Regions from separate parts of the Mus musculus genome. Here region 2 is linked to region 1. Evidence: chromatin loops called from intact Hi-C (ENCODE). Cell type or tissue: heart. All regions are shown on one strand.

What was found. Hi-C counts contacts between places; a loop is a spot of excess contacts. Peaks named below come from ENCODE experiments on the same cell type or tissue, not always from the same donor. Only the 100,000 strongest peaks of a DNase experiment are listed, where the experiment ranks them.
Region 2: a loop joins it to region 1, with 2.8 times the contacts of the local background. A loop is called at or near these places in 3 of 42 quality-filtered maps.

What each region holds. Positions count from the first base shown.
Region 1 is chr8:24,590,502-24,598,501 of GRCm38, forward strand. Ido1 (indoleamine 2,3-dioxygenase 1) reads right to left here and starts at 6,451. Exons shown (of 10, transcript NM_008324.2): 1 at 6,340-6,451; 2 at 2,832-2,927; 3 at 2,592-2,711; 4 at 1,002-1,120. The coding sequence starts at 6,438. Gm51565 (a long non-coding RNA gene) reads left to right here and starts at 5,110. Exons shown (of 2, transcript XR_003947523.1): 1 at 5,110-5,519; 2 at 6,142-6,943. In heart, a CTCF peak has its summit at 4,794; DNase peaks (open chromatin) are centred at 4,790 and 5,230; H3K4me3 peaks cover 860 bases; H3K27ac peaks cover 447 bases; H3K27me3 peaks cover 999 bases.
Region 2 is chr8:24,433,679-24,441,678 of GRCm38, forward strand. Tcim (transcriptional and immune response regulator) reads right to left here and starts at 5,268. Exons shown (of 1, transcript NM_026931.3): 1 at 3,494-5,268. The coding sequence starts at 5,218. The coding sequence ends at 4,898. In heart, a CTCF peak has its summit at 4,264 (motif pointing right); DNase peaks (open chromatin) are centred at 4,263, 4,783 and 5,263; H3K4me3 peaks cover 2,316 bases; H3K27ac peaks cover 2,282 bases.

The DNA.
Region 1 (8,000 bases):
AATTGGCACATTCAGTTGTCTGAATAAGCCATAGAGAGAACAGAGAGCAAGCATGTAAGCAGGGTTCCCCCAAGGCTTCTGCTCCAGTTCCTGTTACTACGTTCCCTCTGAGTTACTGCTCTGGCTTTCCTGGATGACGAACTTACAACCAAGGTGAAATAAAACCCTTTCTTTCCCAAGTTGCTCTCAGTCTGGCTGTTCTATCACAGCAATAGAAACCATAGCGATGACAATGGCTTTTATTGATCTGAAATCCAATTTGCCAGGTGTTGTGGTGCACACTCAGCATCCTAGAGAGCAGGAGACTGATGCAGAGGACAGACAAGCTCAAGGTCACTTTGGGGTATGTGGTAAGATATTGTCAAAAGCCAGACAAATAAAACAAAACACAAACAAAATAGTAATAACCCTCCTCATATCCCAACTAACATTTTAATACAAACCAACTAAAAATTTAAAAACCATAATATATTATCGTTCTCTGTGGGCCTGATGTGGAGGGCACGTGTTTCATGGCGCACATGTAGAGGTCAGAGGGAAATTTTGTGGAGTCAATTCTTCACTTTTACTTGCGTCCAGGGGGTTAAACGTAGGTTGACAATGTTGTGCTGCAAGTTCGTTGGCCTGCTGAGCCACCTTGCTAGACCCTAACCCAATAACAACAATCGAGAGTGTATTTTCTGGGTGCAGAGGAAGGAATAGGATGAAAAGAAGCATGGAAGTATTTTCTGGAGTGACTGACACACTCCTGTTGCTAGCTTTGGGCGGTGGCTTTATGAAGTCTGCACACTCCAGAGTGCACACGAAGGCTCTCTGGATTTTCCCATATACGCCCAGGTGCTCCTCTCAAGCTCACGGGTAATACGTTCGTAGTTATAGACACAACGATCTATAACCAACAAACAAGCAAACCATAACCAACAACAGAAGCTGCGTTGCCAAAAGTTAAGGAATAAATTCGCCCAGCTAACAGCATCTGCTTTTTGCTCGGGGTCACATACCCATTGGGGTCCTTTTTCTTCCAGTTTGCCAGGACACAGTCTGCATAAGACAGAATAGGAGGCAGGCCCAACTTCTCTGAGAGCTCGCAGTAGGGAACAGCAATATTGCGGGGCAGCACCTAGTTGAAAACAAACTGGGTCATTTTTTTTAGCCACTAAAACATCCTATATTTTCTTCTCATCTCACTGTTCAAACTTGTTATGGAGCATAGACAGCACTTGGAAGCCCATATGTGTAATTTTTCTCTCCCTTGTTTCATAACATAATCCCGGCGGTGGTTCAACACTCCTGTTTGAGATGTTGGTTGTTCAGGGCATAGCTGGGCCCCCAGGTAGGAAAGAAAATAAGATAAGGAGACTTTAGGTTTTATTTTCAAATGACCCTGTGTTATTTTCACTCTGTCCTTTACCCATCTGTCCCACAGGACACCATGTTAGCTAGTGGCAGTGAGAAAGGAAAACTCAAGTTGTCTCTGGACTTGTAGGCTTTGCTAAGGACACTGGATGTGACTCACGTGAGAAATACAAGCAGAGTGCTGTCTCAGAGCACACAGAAACACTCATGTGTGTGTGTGTGTGTGTGTGAGAGAGAGAGAGAGAGAGAGAGAGAGGGAGGGAGAGAGAGAGAGAGAGAGAGAGAGAGAGAGAGCGTTGTATGTTTATTCTGTTTTCTGTAAACTTCACAATACTTGGCATTGGTGCCTTGTAGACCTGCTAACCTAGGACTTGGAAGGATGATACAAGAGAGTTAAGACTTCAAAGCCATCCCAGGATACAAGGTGAGTTCTGGATCCTGTGCTAATACGGATACCCCTGCCTCAATACGCAAAACAGCAGTTACTCACAAGCAGAATTGGATGCTAATAGATGAGTGTAACCAAGTTCAGGGTGCTCCCATGGTTACACAGATTGTCTTATTCCTCTCCGTACCCCAGGAGCTGGCTGACTGCATGGGTGGATTGTATGTGTGTCTCTGTCTTTAAACTGCATGTGGCAATAAAAGTATCTGAAGAAAGCATCAGTCACGCTTGTCACTATATGGCAAAAGGCACTGAGAAACCAATGCTATTCCTTTGTGACTTGAAATATGGAGATGTAGTCTTTGTGGATTTCATGTGATTCTGAGTGCCACCTAAATTTGTATGGTAACTATAAAACATTCACAGTGTTATGAAACTTAAAAAGCAGGGCATGTGTCTGCATCGAGCTATTAAATGCTTGTCTACTGTATGAAAGATATTTACAATGTAATTATGATAATTCAGTGAGGAAGTGCTCTATTTTCCTCCTGATGCAAATTTTAAAAATGGAAGCCCAGTGGAGCCTAACACACACAAGGCCTGAGGTTCAAACCGTAGTGCCTCCTTCCAGAAGCACCCACCGCCAGCATTACAAACGACAATGATAATACTACAGTTCTAGTATTTAACTTCTTATGGGTCTAGGGTTCAAACCCGGGACCTTCCGCGTGGCAGGCGTGCATTCCACCACCACCGAGTTACCTTCCGAGCCCAGACACTTGGCAAGCTGGAATCTGCATTCATGCTAATGAAAAGTCACCATGTGAGAAGTACCAGAAAGTCTCCAAACCTTTCGAACATCGTCATCCCCTCGGTTCCACACATACGCCATGGTGATGTACCCCAGGGCCAGGTGTGCCAGGCGCTGTAACCTGTGTCCTCTCAGTCCGTCCGTGCTCAGTGTGGGCAGCTGAGAAGAGACGGAGAGATGTGACTAACCTCAGCCCCGGTAGTGGATGCTGTAGGCCTTAAAGCCACGATTGAGATGTGGAGAAACCACACAGAAAGGCGATTGTACAGGTTTTCAAACCTTTTCAACTTCTTCTCGAAGCTGCCCGTTCTCAATCAGCACAGGCAGATTTCTAGCCACAAGGACCCAGGGGCTGTATGCGTCGGGCAGCTCCACCTGGGAGAGAAAATAAGATCCAATAAAACCATTTTGTTTGAATTGCTCACGGAGGTCACTTAGAGTAATTCAGGCTTCCCCATGGACGGTCTATCTTGTCTCCAGCTCCATTTGGGCCCCCAACAAACATGGTCTAGAAGGACCAGTCCAGGCTCTGGCAGGAGCCAAAATTCAGCCAACAATTCTACCGAAGCCTTTCTCGCTTCTCCGTCTTACACCAGGCTCCTCTCTGTGGAGCCCAGGGATTACGGTTTTCATTATTTTCTGTTACTTATTTTCTTATTTTCTGTTACTTTCTTTCTTCTCAGGTATTTTTTGAGTGGGAAAAAGAATGAGATGGCTTTAAGGTTGTCAGCAAATTAGGAACTCAGACCCATGCCTATATTTCTTATGGCCCAAGAAGTAGTCTTTCTGTCACTTATTTTAAAAGTCCAAATGCTACTTTGTGAATAATTCATTTGTAACTCAAACTAGCATTTCCAACATTCAGAATTAAGGCTGTACTGTGCTTCTAATATATTTCTTGAAGGGCCTAGGATATTACTGGTCACTTAATACCATTTCCACCCTAACGGTAGCTTTAAGGGGTGTTGCTATAACTTGTGCAGTTTGAGGTAGAACAGCAGAACTAGGATAGATTCTGTGTATGTGTGTGTGTGCACATGTGTGTGCATGTTTGTGGGTGCACGCACATGTATGCATGTGTGTGGATGTTTGTTCATGTGTGTATGTGTGTGAGTGTATGTATATACATGCATGTGAATGTGTATGTGTGTGTGGGTGTGCATGTGTGTGTGTGTGTTTATGGGTATGTACACATGTGTGCATGTGTGTGGATGTTTGTTCATGTGTGTATGTGTGTGAGTGTATGAGTATGTGTGTATATGCATGTACACCTGTGTGTAGGCCAGAGGACAACTTTAGACATGTCCCTCACCTTACTTTTGAGACTAGGACTCTCACTGCTCTGGAGCCCACCCATGAGGTTAGCCTGGTTGGCCAGCAAATCCTAAGGATCCACTGGTATTTTGAGTGTACACGACCTAATCCTGGCTTTGGCTTTTTAAAATGTGACTTCTTGGTATTGGATTAATATTCTCTTACATGCATAACACTGACTGAGCCATCTTTCTAACTTGTAGCCATTTTTTCCCTATCACAATTTTAGACAGACTTATTCTTACCATAAATCTTAGCAACTTTAACAGATATGTATATGTATGTGTATATATTAGAGAATGGTCACCTTGTCACGTAAAAGAGACACTCAATGGGTCTTGGGCTCCTCTGACACATAGTGTGCATGTGCTTTGGGGATTTTAAGTAAGGTACAAGTTGCGTGAACATAGGCACCCCAATACTGGGAGCATGGGTCTAGGACCTAGGGTGCTGCAGGAGGGAGTGCCGGGCAGTGGTGGCACACGCCTTTAACCCCAGCACTTGGGAGGCAGAGGCAGGAGGATTTCTGAGTTCGAGGCCAGCCTGGTCTACCTGGTCTACGGAGTGAGTTCCAGGACAGCCAGGACTATACAGAGAAACCCTGTCTCGAAAAACCAAAACCAAAAAAAAAAAAAGAAAGAAAGAAAGAAAGAAAGAAAGAAAGAAAGAAAGAAAGAAAGAAAGAAAGAAAAAAGCGAAGCTATTGATGCCGGAGGGGACTGCTATATAGGTGGTGTCTACTTCCTCTACCATACGTAACTTCAGCCCCACCCCAAATGAAAAAGAAATCCAAATAAAGGTATCTCCTGAATCTCATATTTACTATCACATGACACAAATAAATACTACATAGATGCAGGCAATGTCCCCAGATGAACTCCAGAACTTGGAACCACACCCAGTGCTGTCCTAATGTCCCACCCCTAGGGCTGCTTCCTGTTAGAGCAGTGTTTCTCAACCTGTGGGTCGTGACCCCTTTGAGGCTGCATTCTTTTTGGGACTACCTAAGACCATCGGAAAACACAGATACTTACATTACAATTCAAAACAGTAGCAAAATTACAGTTGTGACGTAGCAACGAAAATAATTTTACCGTCCGGGGTCATCACAACATGAGGAACTTTAGAAAAGGTTTCAGCATTAAGAAGGTTGAGAACTGCAGCGCTAAACCCTGAGGTGGTCAGTTCCACATTCGTGACCGGATACACGAAAACCTCAAAACCAGGCACGCCAGGGCACCCAAAGATGCAGGCGCCAGGACACTTGTAGCAAGGATATCAGGCTTGGTGCCCAAAGACGGGAGAGCCTGAGGCTGCATGCTAAACTGTAGTCCCGCCCCAAGCAGCAAGCCACTGGATTGGATGGGAGCTGCGCAGGATGCTCCTCGTGAGCACTGCGGGGTGCATGCTTCAGATCGCTCCCGGCTGGGCGAGCTGATACAGGCTCGCTGCTACCCTTAATTCTGCAGTGTACCCGTGCCTCGCCTTCCCGGGAACTGCCTTGGTTTTCCATATCTGATCCCAGTCTCTAGCCCACTGCCCCTAGATCTGTGCCTTCCTGGCTCCATGGCTCTTTGCGTCTGGGTCCTAGAGTCACCCGAGCTCAAAACGTGCGACTGACTACTTACTCTGTTCGGGTCTTAGTGAGACTAGGTGAGCATGGGGCACCTCTAAACGAGTATTTTGCTTCTTTGCTATTTTCCGTAAGTGTTGATAATGAAGATGTGAATGATAAATTGGTATGCGTGGCGTTTTTGCAGTCCAATTTAATGACATAATTTTTGTTTGTTCAGTGCGTTCTCAGCTTTTGTTTTATTTAAGACTGTCTGGCCTTGAATTTGAGGCTATGCCCCTGCCTCTGACTCCTGGGTGATGGAACTATAGTTGTTTCCCACTGTACCTGGTTGAGACACGAGGCATTTCCCCCACATGCACCGCACTTGGATTCCAAAACTTGCACAAAAGCACAATCAAGGTTGTTCATACCTTCCTTTGGATTATGCTTGGCAAACCACAAGCATTATTAGTATGAAACAAAAGTTGCTTGATCTATCATCTCATATACTGAAATCAGTGAGGAGCACAGATCGATCCATTTGATAAGGTTCAGAAGAGAAATGTTTCTATGGCTCTGGGCATTTGAATGTTGCTGTTTCAGGACACCGTGCTGGAAAAGTCATTGTGACAAACTGGCTTCCCTTCTATGAGCCCGTTTCCTTCACGAAACTAAAAAGACTTCTCATGTGCCCCTTCCCTCACCACTTCACATTTCCAGGTTAAGAAAGTAAGGGCTGGATTTTGAGGAAGAAGAAGAAGAAGAAACACTGAAGAGCAGCCAGGCTCCCTTTTTGTAAGTGGGCTCTGAATTTGACATCACTCATTCGCTTAAGAGAACCTGAGACAGAGCTGCTTACTTAGAAATTCATCTGTCGAGATAAATAATGAGGACAAAGCAGATTTTCACTTTTCTTACCAGTGGATGTGGTAGAGCAAAGCCCACATCTTCATCTATGTGGTGGTCTTCAAGGATCCTTCTAGAACCTTCTGTAGGAGATATTTTACTGAGTGCCATTGCTGTCTACTCCACTGACCCCCCACTTGGCCACTGAAGGAATGTCCCAGCATCTCTTATAGGGTTTAGCCAAACCCCACAGCTGACACGTAATACTCGGGGAGAAGTGGCTTCCACCTGGGACAGTTTCATTTTCTGTTTTATGTATTTGCAATTTGATAAACAACCAAACCACAAAGGATCTCTCTTCGTCATATGAAGAAACTAAACATTTGTGTTTCTTATCAGATTTATCCCATAAGGACATCAACTGTTGGCTCTGATGGCCTCAGCTTCCCAGTGCCAATTATGGTGACCGAGTGCACACTCAGGCCTCGGCCCTGGAAACCACCCCATCAGTGGTTTGGGTGGCCACCTGTTACCCCAGCAGGAGGATTGGGTGTTCAAGCCACAAAGTGCCCAACTCACATGACAAGAACCATGAGGACAGGTGACCAGGAGAATGCATTTTGCTTTAGAAAACGTTCAGAGTTTGGGTTTAAAATAAAGACAGCCGAACTAGCAATAGCTGTCCGTTATTGGCTTTCACACGAGGGAACTTATGTCCTGTTTTAAATGTCAGTGTTTTGTCTCTCCAGCTCTGAAACACAACCTGGGACACACAGGAGAGTCAGCCTCAGAAGTAGCACAGAGGGGGATCATCACCAGACCCTTCCCCCTAGTTTTCTTCCCTAGGTTCTTGTCTGTGCTAAGGCTAATGGAGGGTTCACTTCTTCACATGATTTGTAAGCCATATCTTGGAAGGTGGTCCACCTTTCCTACTCTATCTGGCTGCCAGGGACCGACTCCTGACAAGCTCTCAGCCCTGCCCACCTGGAGATTCTCTAATGTGTTCAAAAGTAAAGAGCAGCGTCAAATAACTAAAAACATTCCTTGCAATACAAAATTGAGACTCTGGTAAAGGTGTACAGAGAACTCCTAAGTTTATGTCCACTTTGATGAAATGGATTTTGGGTTTGTTGTTGTTTTGTTTTGTATGGGTTTTTAATTAATTAATTAATTAATTAATTAATTTTAAGAAAGTGCCTCGCCAATTTGTAAAACACATGAAACTGAAGAAGAACGAAGACCAAAGTGTGGACACTTTGCCCCTTCTTAGAATTGGAAACAATCACCCATAAAAGGAGTTACAGAGACAAAGTTTGGAGGTGAGACAAAAGGATGGACCATCTAGAGACTGCCATATCCAGGGATCCATCCCATAATTAGTCTCCAAACGATGACACCATTGCATACACTAGCAAGCATTTGCTGAAAGGACCCTGATATAGCTGTCTCTTGTGAGACTAGGCCGGGGCCTAGCAAACACATAAGTGGATGCTCACAGTCAGCTATTGGATGGATCACAGGGCTCCCAATGGATGAGCTAGAGAAAGTATCCAAGGAGCTAAAGAGATCTGCAACCCTGTAGGTGCAACAACATTATGAACTAACCAGTACCCCGGAGCTCTTGACTTTAGCTGCATATGTATCAAAAGATGGCCTAGTCAGCCATCACTGGAAAGAGAGGCCCATTGGACAGGCAAACTTTATATGCCCCAGTACAGGGGAACGCCAGGGCC
Region 2 (8,000 bases), 160 kb before region 1:
AAGCATGTCCCAGGTTGGGACTACATGCTAATCCTCAGCACATACACAGATTCAAACAGATACACATGCTCACATAGCTATAGGCTGGACACACTAACATACACTCATGCACACACACACATGTACATCCACTCACTCAGACATATTCATATTACACAAGAACATACATGAACACATAACCTCACATAGACACATGTATACACAGACACATTCACACACTCATGAGTGCTTACCCAGATACACATATACATACACAGGAATACAGATTTGCACATGAAAACATACACAAATACATATTCTCATATATCCACATGGACATATGCATACACAGATATACCTATATGTATATACCTAGATACATACACATCAATTGCACAAATATAGATGATGCACATGTGACTACTTTCTCATACAGTGTGTGTATCTATGTACCTCCTACATTTTTGCTGGGGGAGTGAATAAGATACAAATTCAGCACCCCTCCCCATGAGCTCCCCATGCAGGACTGGTCATTTCATACCTAGGCCATGCTGGGAATGTCTGTATAAGCAGAAAGTCACCTGGTGTGCTCTGCAAGGACCAAGAGGCCCCTGGCAGTGGCTTTTCTTTTAAGTTAGCAGATCAGACTTTTCAGAGAAATGTCAATGACATTCAAATCACCCGTGACGATGGAAGAATGTGTAGCTAGACCCACAACCCAGACCTTTCTCAATAAATCCTGTATGCTACAGAATCCTCTTGCTGCGAGCAGGTAGCAAGTGGAATGAATGGAACAGCAAGCCTGTGCTTTCTGTCAGGCCCCAAGAGAAAACCAGCCCCCAGCCCCTAAGTGCCCAGAGGAGACATAAGGAGGGGCCTTGGTTCCAAGCTGTGAATGTGGCACTGCCTTAAATGCACAGTGCCACCGAGATGCTTAACTAGGACATGTCCACGTGGTAAGCAGATGGACAGGTGAGACAATGACTGACAGAAGCCATACTCTACTATCTTTTCAGTTGATTAGTGAACTGCAGAGGAGGAGGAGAGCTTGGTCTCTCATGGTAACACAATCAAAGCTGCTATCCAAAGGCACGAAGGCCATTCTTCCTAAGTTGTATGTCATCAGCAAGATCCCCAGTTGTTGAAGTTTATAGCCCTATGTGCATGGGGATACATCAGTACAGACACACATTCTCTTATCTATTCCATCAAAATACGTTTAGAGAATTAGCTGGCCCTCGGTATGATACGTCAGCAAAAGTTAGCAATGATGGTGATCCCAGTGAGGTGATCGGATTAATGAGCTACTAAACCCTTCATGCTTTTATGATCTCTTATTACACTAAGTTCTTACAGTTCATATGGCCCTCCTTGTGTCAGAAAAAGAACTCAGAACTGAAACTGTCCTCCTTTATGTCGTTTAAATTTTGTTTTCGATTTTGTGTATATATATATATGTGTGTGTGTGTGTGTGTGTGTGTGTGTGTGTCTGTGTGTCTGTGTGTCTGTGTGTCTGTGTGTCTGTGTGTCTGTGTGTGGGTTGTACAAGTGGATCCAGATGCCTGCTGAGGCAAGAGAGGTATCAGATCCCTAGAATTATAGGTAGTTTCGAGTCATACAAGTATGTATTCTTGGAACCAAAGTCAGTCCTCTGTTAAAAACAGCACTTGCTCTTAACTGCTGAGCCATCTCTCTGACCCCTCGGCTCTGCTTTCCTGATAATGCCTATTTTTATCCGACACTACTAGTGTTTATTATGCAGTTAAAAAATCATCTTGTACAATCACACTGATTCTGCTCCGTTCTTCCCAAAAGAGGGGAGACAGCTTGTAACAAGCTACTGGTGGAATTTTCGTTTTTTCTCCTTCACGCATTGGTGAAGACAGATGACACTACACTCTACAGATAATAACAGCATCAGAATAGAGAGTTCTGAGAGCATGCGGGGAATTAAACCTAAGTTCAGCATCTGAGCTGTGCTTCCTTCATTGGGATGCATAAAGGAAGAGATGGACTAATTGATCGTTTAGACATGATCGTACCGAGCGACAGTTGCTGGCCTTGAGTTCACAATCCTCTGCCTATTTCTCCTGAGTGGTAGGGTTTCAGGCAGAGGCAGCCAGACCCAGCTCTGTCTTTGAATGCAGTGCAACTTAAAGATTTTCATAATGGTTCCCATAAGGACTAGGTCACTTATTCTGAGCACACACACACACACACACACACACACACACACACACACACACAGCTCAGTGTGCATCAGACTGAAAGCCAGGAGACTGAACAGAGGACTTCTCCACAGTCCCTACTTTCATGAGCATATTCTGGCCAAGTGACTATCCCCGCTGAAGGCTGCCTCTGTGGTTCTTAACCTCTTTTGGTACCATCTGAAAATCTGATGAAGAGTATGAATAATCCTCCTAGATAATGCTCATAGGCATTTTTCACACAAACACACACATACACATATCACAACACTCACATATACACACAAACACACACCACACACACATACATATGCACACACTCACATATACATTACATGTACACACAGTCCCAAACACATCACAACACATACATACATACATACATACTTATCACATACATTTACACACATATGCACACACACATCACACACACACATTCACAAACACATCACAACATTTACACACATACATATCACAACACTCACACACATGACATACACTCACACACATATGCACACATTCATATACACATCACACACACTCACAAGCACATCACAACATTCACACACACTCACACACGGATGCACACATACTTGCATACACATCACACACACACGCACACACACGCAAACACACACACACTTGTAGAATAATTCTCCCTCCCCCCCTTTTTTTATTTCCAGGGACTGAAACTCAGGATCTTGTATATATGGTCAGTGATCTAATGCTGACCTATAAGCCTAGATAAGGGTCCCATGGATCAATGTGTAATGACCTTCAACAACTCAATAATTATTGACAGAATACAGATGTTTAACTATGTTCTTTTCTTTTTATAATTTTTGTATTTAAAATTCTGGCTTATTGGGATGTGAAGTATATAACTTAATTAATTTGAAAAATAAAATAAAAATCTGGCTTAACCCTCCTGAAAGGTTCCATATAGCTCATTTGTTTTGATATAGCATATTCAGCATTTAAAAGAGAAAACTTGGAGCCAGGCGGTGGTGGCACACGCCTTTAATCCCAGCACTTGGGAGGCAGAGGCAGGTGGATTTCTGAGTTTGAGGCCAGCCTGGTCTACAAAGTGAGTTCCAGGACAGCCAGGGCTACACAGAGAAACCCTGTCAAAACAAACAAACAAACAAACAAACAAAAATAAAATAAAAAACAAAACAAAAATCCAAACCAAAAAAACAAACAAACAACAACAACAAAAAAGAAAAACTTAAAAGAGAAAACTTGGTAGCTTTGCTGAATTTCTGGAAACTTTTTTTTGCCTTTCTATTAAGAAAGCACAGTGGGCATTGGCTTATGCCTTTTTAGAAATGCTTTATTATAAATTATACTGGAATAAGGAGAGAGATATTAATGTTATAATGACCCACAGAAACTTCATCATAATTCACTCGAACTTCAAAACATACCGTTTAGGAAGAAATAAATGGGTATGTATCTGCTGTAGTGACAGAGGAGAAATTTCACGAAAAATGAAGATAGATTATGGATATATAAAAGCAATATTGCCAAATTACTCTGTGGGAAACTCTATGCCATGAAGTTTAAAATGGGGGCGGGGAGAAGGCTCTGTAGACACTTGGCGCTGTAACTTGTTTTGGAAAAGTTTGGCAATCAGCATAAAGCTACTCTGGAAGATTTAGAGTCAACCCCTAGAAAAGTTTACAATGATCAAAATTTACCATCCTATATTTTTCCCTTGGGGACGGATCACCACAGAGCAAAGAGAAGCTAAGTTGATAATAATTTATTAGGGCTATGTATCACTTACAATGCATAATAAATAATTTTAAAAAACCCACAGCATCCTTCTAAAATCCCCCATATTCATTTCCTAATGCTTACTACAGTGTCTGGAGGACATTTAATTAGATTAGATTTTAGCATTAGTCAGAGAGTTTTAAAAAGCACATTCGAAAGTTGTTCACAGTCCTTCGGATTTATGAAGGGCCCCATTATTTCAGCTTTGTGCAAACCATTTTGAAGTGTGTACAAATCCTGTAGAAACATAGCCCATGCTGTGGGGTTTTACTGGGCTGGGCCAGGCATCCAGTTCTTTGACTTTAACAGCAGGGGGTGCACTGTCTTAGCCATTGTATTCAATGCAAGCAGACAATTACTGATCTCTAAAAATCTTGACCAATAAACAGCACGGAGATTTAGCCACATTTTTAAACATTCAGATTTAAAAAAAAAAACACACAAAACTTCAGTAAACCACTTATGCTTCATATTCCTTCTCTTCCCTCCCTCCCCACTTCAATATTTAAAAAAAGAAAAAAGGAAGAAAAGAAAAAAGAAAACAAAATAATAAACCGAACAACAAGAACAAAAACCAAGTTAGGTTTGAGTTTAGTCTTAGGGCCTTGCCAACGGCCCTGGGTGCGTGCACTCAGTCCCCACAAACGCAGTGTTCTGGTCAGTGCCTCCATCCTCTCAGGCTATGTCCTTTCCTGCTGTGAGAGTTCTCAACGCCTGCTGAAGGCACTTGGCTCCCAGTGGGACAGCTCAGGGCTGCAATGAGTTGCAAGTCTGTGTAGCTGGTGAGTTATGTATGTCCCTTTCCATCCTCGGGGTCCTGTCGGAGGAAGCTCTCAAGCCTTTTCGCGGGACACTGCCCGTGCCAGAGCTGGCAGGCTCACTGGGTCTTTAAAGGTCCATTGGTGGATACGCTCTTGCCCAGCCTGCTGTGCTCAGTGTACCTTGATGGAATATTTCCGCAGTTTGAGAAACTGAAGAAGCTTGTCTTTTGTCCTCTTCTTCAGGGCCATGAGGGCTCGAGTTTTCTCCTCCAAATCTTGGTCGATGGCAAAAATGATCTTGGCCCGCTCCTCTGCCTTCTTGTCTCCGGAGTTCCTGAAGAGCCTCTGCAGGGACTCCTGGTCTATGTTCTCAAAGATGTTGCCCACAGCTTTCTTGCGAGCGGCTGTGTCGAAGTGGTAGCCGTGGATGGACGGGCTTACTCGAAGAGACGAGGACATGCTGGTGGCTTGATGGCTTGGCTTGGCTTTCATCGATGTGGGTCTTCCACGGCTCAGCTTGGGCACTTCCAGGGGAGTCTGTTGTAAAAATCGTCCCAGGACGGCTATTTAAAGGGTGAACAAAGCTCGGGACTCAAATTACACTGGTGACGTCACATTGATCCCAGGGAGGAAAAAACCACAGAACATTAACAGTTGCCTTGCCAAAGATCTGGCTCCGGATGCTAGAATGCATTTCAAAGCTTGTTTAGAGATAGCTGGCTACAAGCTTGCCTCTTTACACCTCAGACGGCATTGTGCCTTACAAACTGGCTCTTCCTTCCAGAAGCCGAAATCAGGAGAGAGAGAGAAAAGAAAAGGCTCCAAATCTTTGCCTACGATTGAAACAAGGAGTTCTGCCAAGCTCAACAGAGTTTCAATTAGTACAAAAGTTTTAAAGTGTGGGCCAGACCCTGGCAGCCTAGGTCTGTGTGCCTTTTGCCTGTCCCTATCAGGGTGAGGGTGAGGAAGTCAGAAGAAAAAAAAAAATGCTTGGGAGGACAGGAAGTCTGACTCTGGAGCTAAAGTTTACTGACATGGCTCAGCCCGAAAGCACAAATCTCAAACTGTACCTGAGTGCTGTATGTAATTTCTGCTGGGAACTGCAATTTAAACAGTAATAGCGGCAGATGGTAGCTCCCCAGCTTGTGTAAGTATTGACAGCAACAACTATTCAAAAGCAAGGAGCAAAGGTTAATGGTGGTGCTGTGGGTACTTAATGCCCACAAGGAATGAGCTGATCTTTTGTTTTGAGGGCTACTTTGGAGTCACTCAGCATTATCAGAATGCTGCTATCTTCATTACACGCTTTTAATCTATTACTTTTGCTATCCACAAGACTCAGATACGTACAGCTGTTCTATGCTAAATGTCACCTTCCTCTGACCTAGAGATTCCTCTTTATGATTCAAATCTCTACTCTCCTTTCTGGTCCTCCAAGAAACTAGAATGGACTTTTAATGTTATTTCACTTATAGTCAAGAAAATCACACACCTATAACCCCATCTGTCTTAGAAGGCTGAGGCAGGCTAGCAAGCTGCAGGACAGACTGAACTACACAGGAATGAATGCCCTGTCTCAGAATTAAATTAAATGAATAAAATAGAAATAAAATCATTTATTTTACCTTAATAAAGTTTATGTCTCACTAGGAGAAAGGAGTGAGACATTTTTGCATATGTCAAAACCTTTTGCATTTTTCAAAACCTTTTGTTTTGAAGGCTACTTTGGAATCACTCAGCATAATCAGAATGATGCTATCTTCAACTTTTAATTTATTACTTGAAGATATGACTATTATGTGAAATTACAGTGTCTTCCTATTACCTGAAAGAAATGTTCACTGTGGATAAGTATGCGCCAGAGTTGCTCAAGCACATAACGGGCAGGGAACTTCTACAAAATCCCAGGAGATGTCCAAGCCAGAGGGCCCCAGCTCAACTGTCACCCTCATCACCGACGACTGTAGTGGCCGTCACCCAGGAGATACAGATAGCTCAGGGGAGGGGCAAGTTAGTTGGGAGACCTTCAATATGAGCTGGTAAGATCCTAGCTGTTCTAGCAATGGGGGGTCTAGTGCACTTGTGAGCATCTGTGGTGTTGGCTGAGATCATCTTCTTCCAATGCCTATTTCCTACCCTTTGCGGGCAGGGATGCTTTCTGAAGATTCACCTCCTCCCAAGCTGAGCCCGTTCAACTCTGTCCTCTCACCAGAGCTGAGACCGCTTATCCTGCATTCTCTACCCTGGCAACACTCTCTACCCAGCACCCAGGGCATTGTTCTTGGGGCCACCCCAATAACTTTTTGAATTTAAAAAAAAATTTAAAGAATGACTTATTTTATGCATATGAATACACTGTAGCTGTCTTCAGACACACCAGAAGAGGGCATCAGATCCCATTATAGATGGTTTATAGATGGTTGTGAGCCACCATGTGGTTGCTGGGAATTGAACTCAGGTCCTCTGGAAGAGCAGTCAGTGCTCTTAACCACTGAGCCGTCTCTCCAGCCCTATTTGTTTTTATTTTATGAGCATTTGGTGTTTACCAATTTTACCTGCTTGTGCGTCTTTGTGATGGTATTAGATCCCCTAGAACAGGAGGTATAGACAGTGATGAGCTGCCTCATGGATGCTGGGAATTGAACCCGGGTCCTCCAGAAGAGCAGGCAGTGGTCTTAACCACTGAGCCATGCCTCCAGCCCCTGGATTCTTTGATAATTTTGTACATGGATATAACATAGTTTGGTCGTTTTCACTCTCCTGTTCCCTCTTACACCCATGTCCCACTCTCGCTGAATTCTTTATTCTTCCCACTAAGTGCCCTCTCTTAACCATGTCTTGTATTTTACTTTTTCATGTTTTACTTTTATTTTATAATGACTCACTGAGTTTATTTAGTGTCACATGCACGAATATGAACAGGGTTTTGTTGTTTTGTTTGTTTGTTTGCTGTTTGTTTTACCAGAGCACAGACAATTTACCAGTTACTCCCACCACTGAAGAATATTACTCTCTCTCCCCAGCAACTCATTACTGGCACTTGCTTCCCAGAGAAGGGCTGGGGCTTCGTGATCCTCACCTCTATCCATATGGAATGTTAACTGGCTTAATCGTCTGCAGGTGACCACAGCTGTTGAGAATTAATGAATCCAACCATTGAGCCATGCCCTGAAGACAGCATTTGACAGTACTCATCCCCATTTTCTGGCTCTTGTGTCTTTCCCTCCTCCGCATCTGTGATGCTCTCTGAGTCTTTTGAGACTGAAACACATTC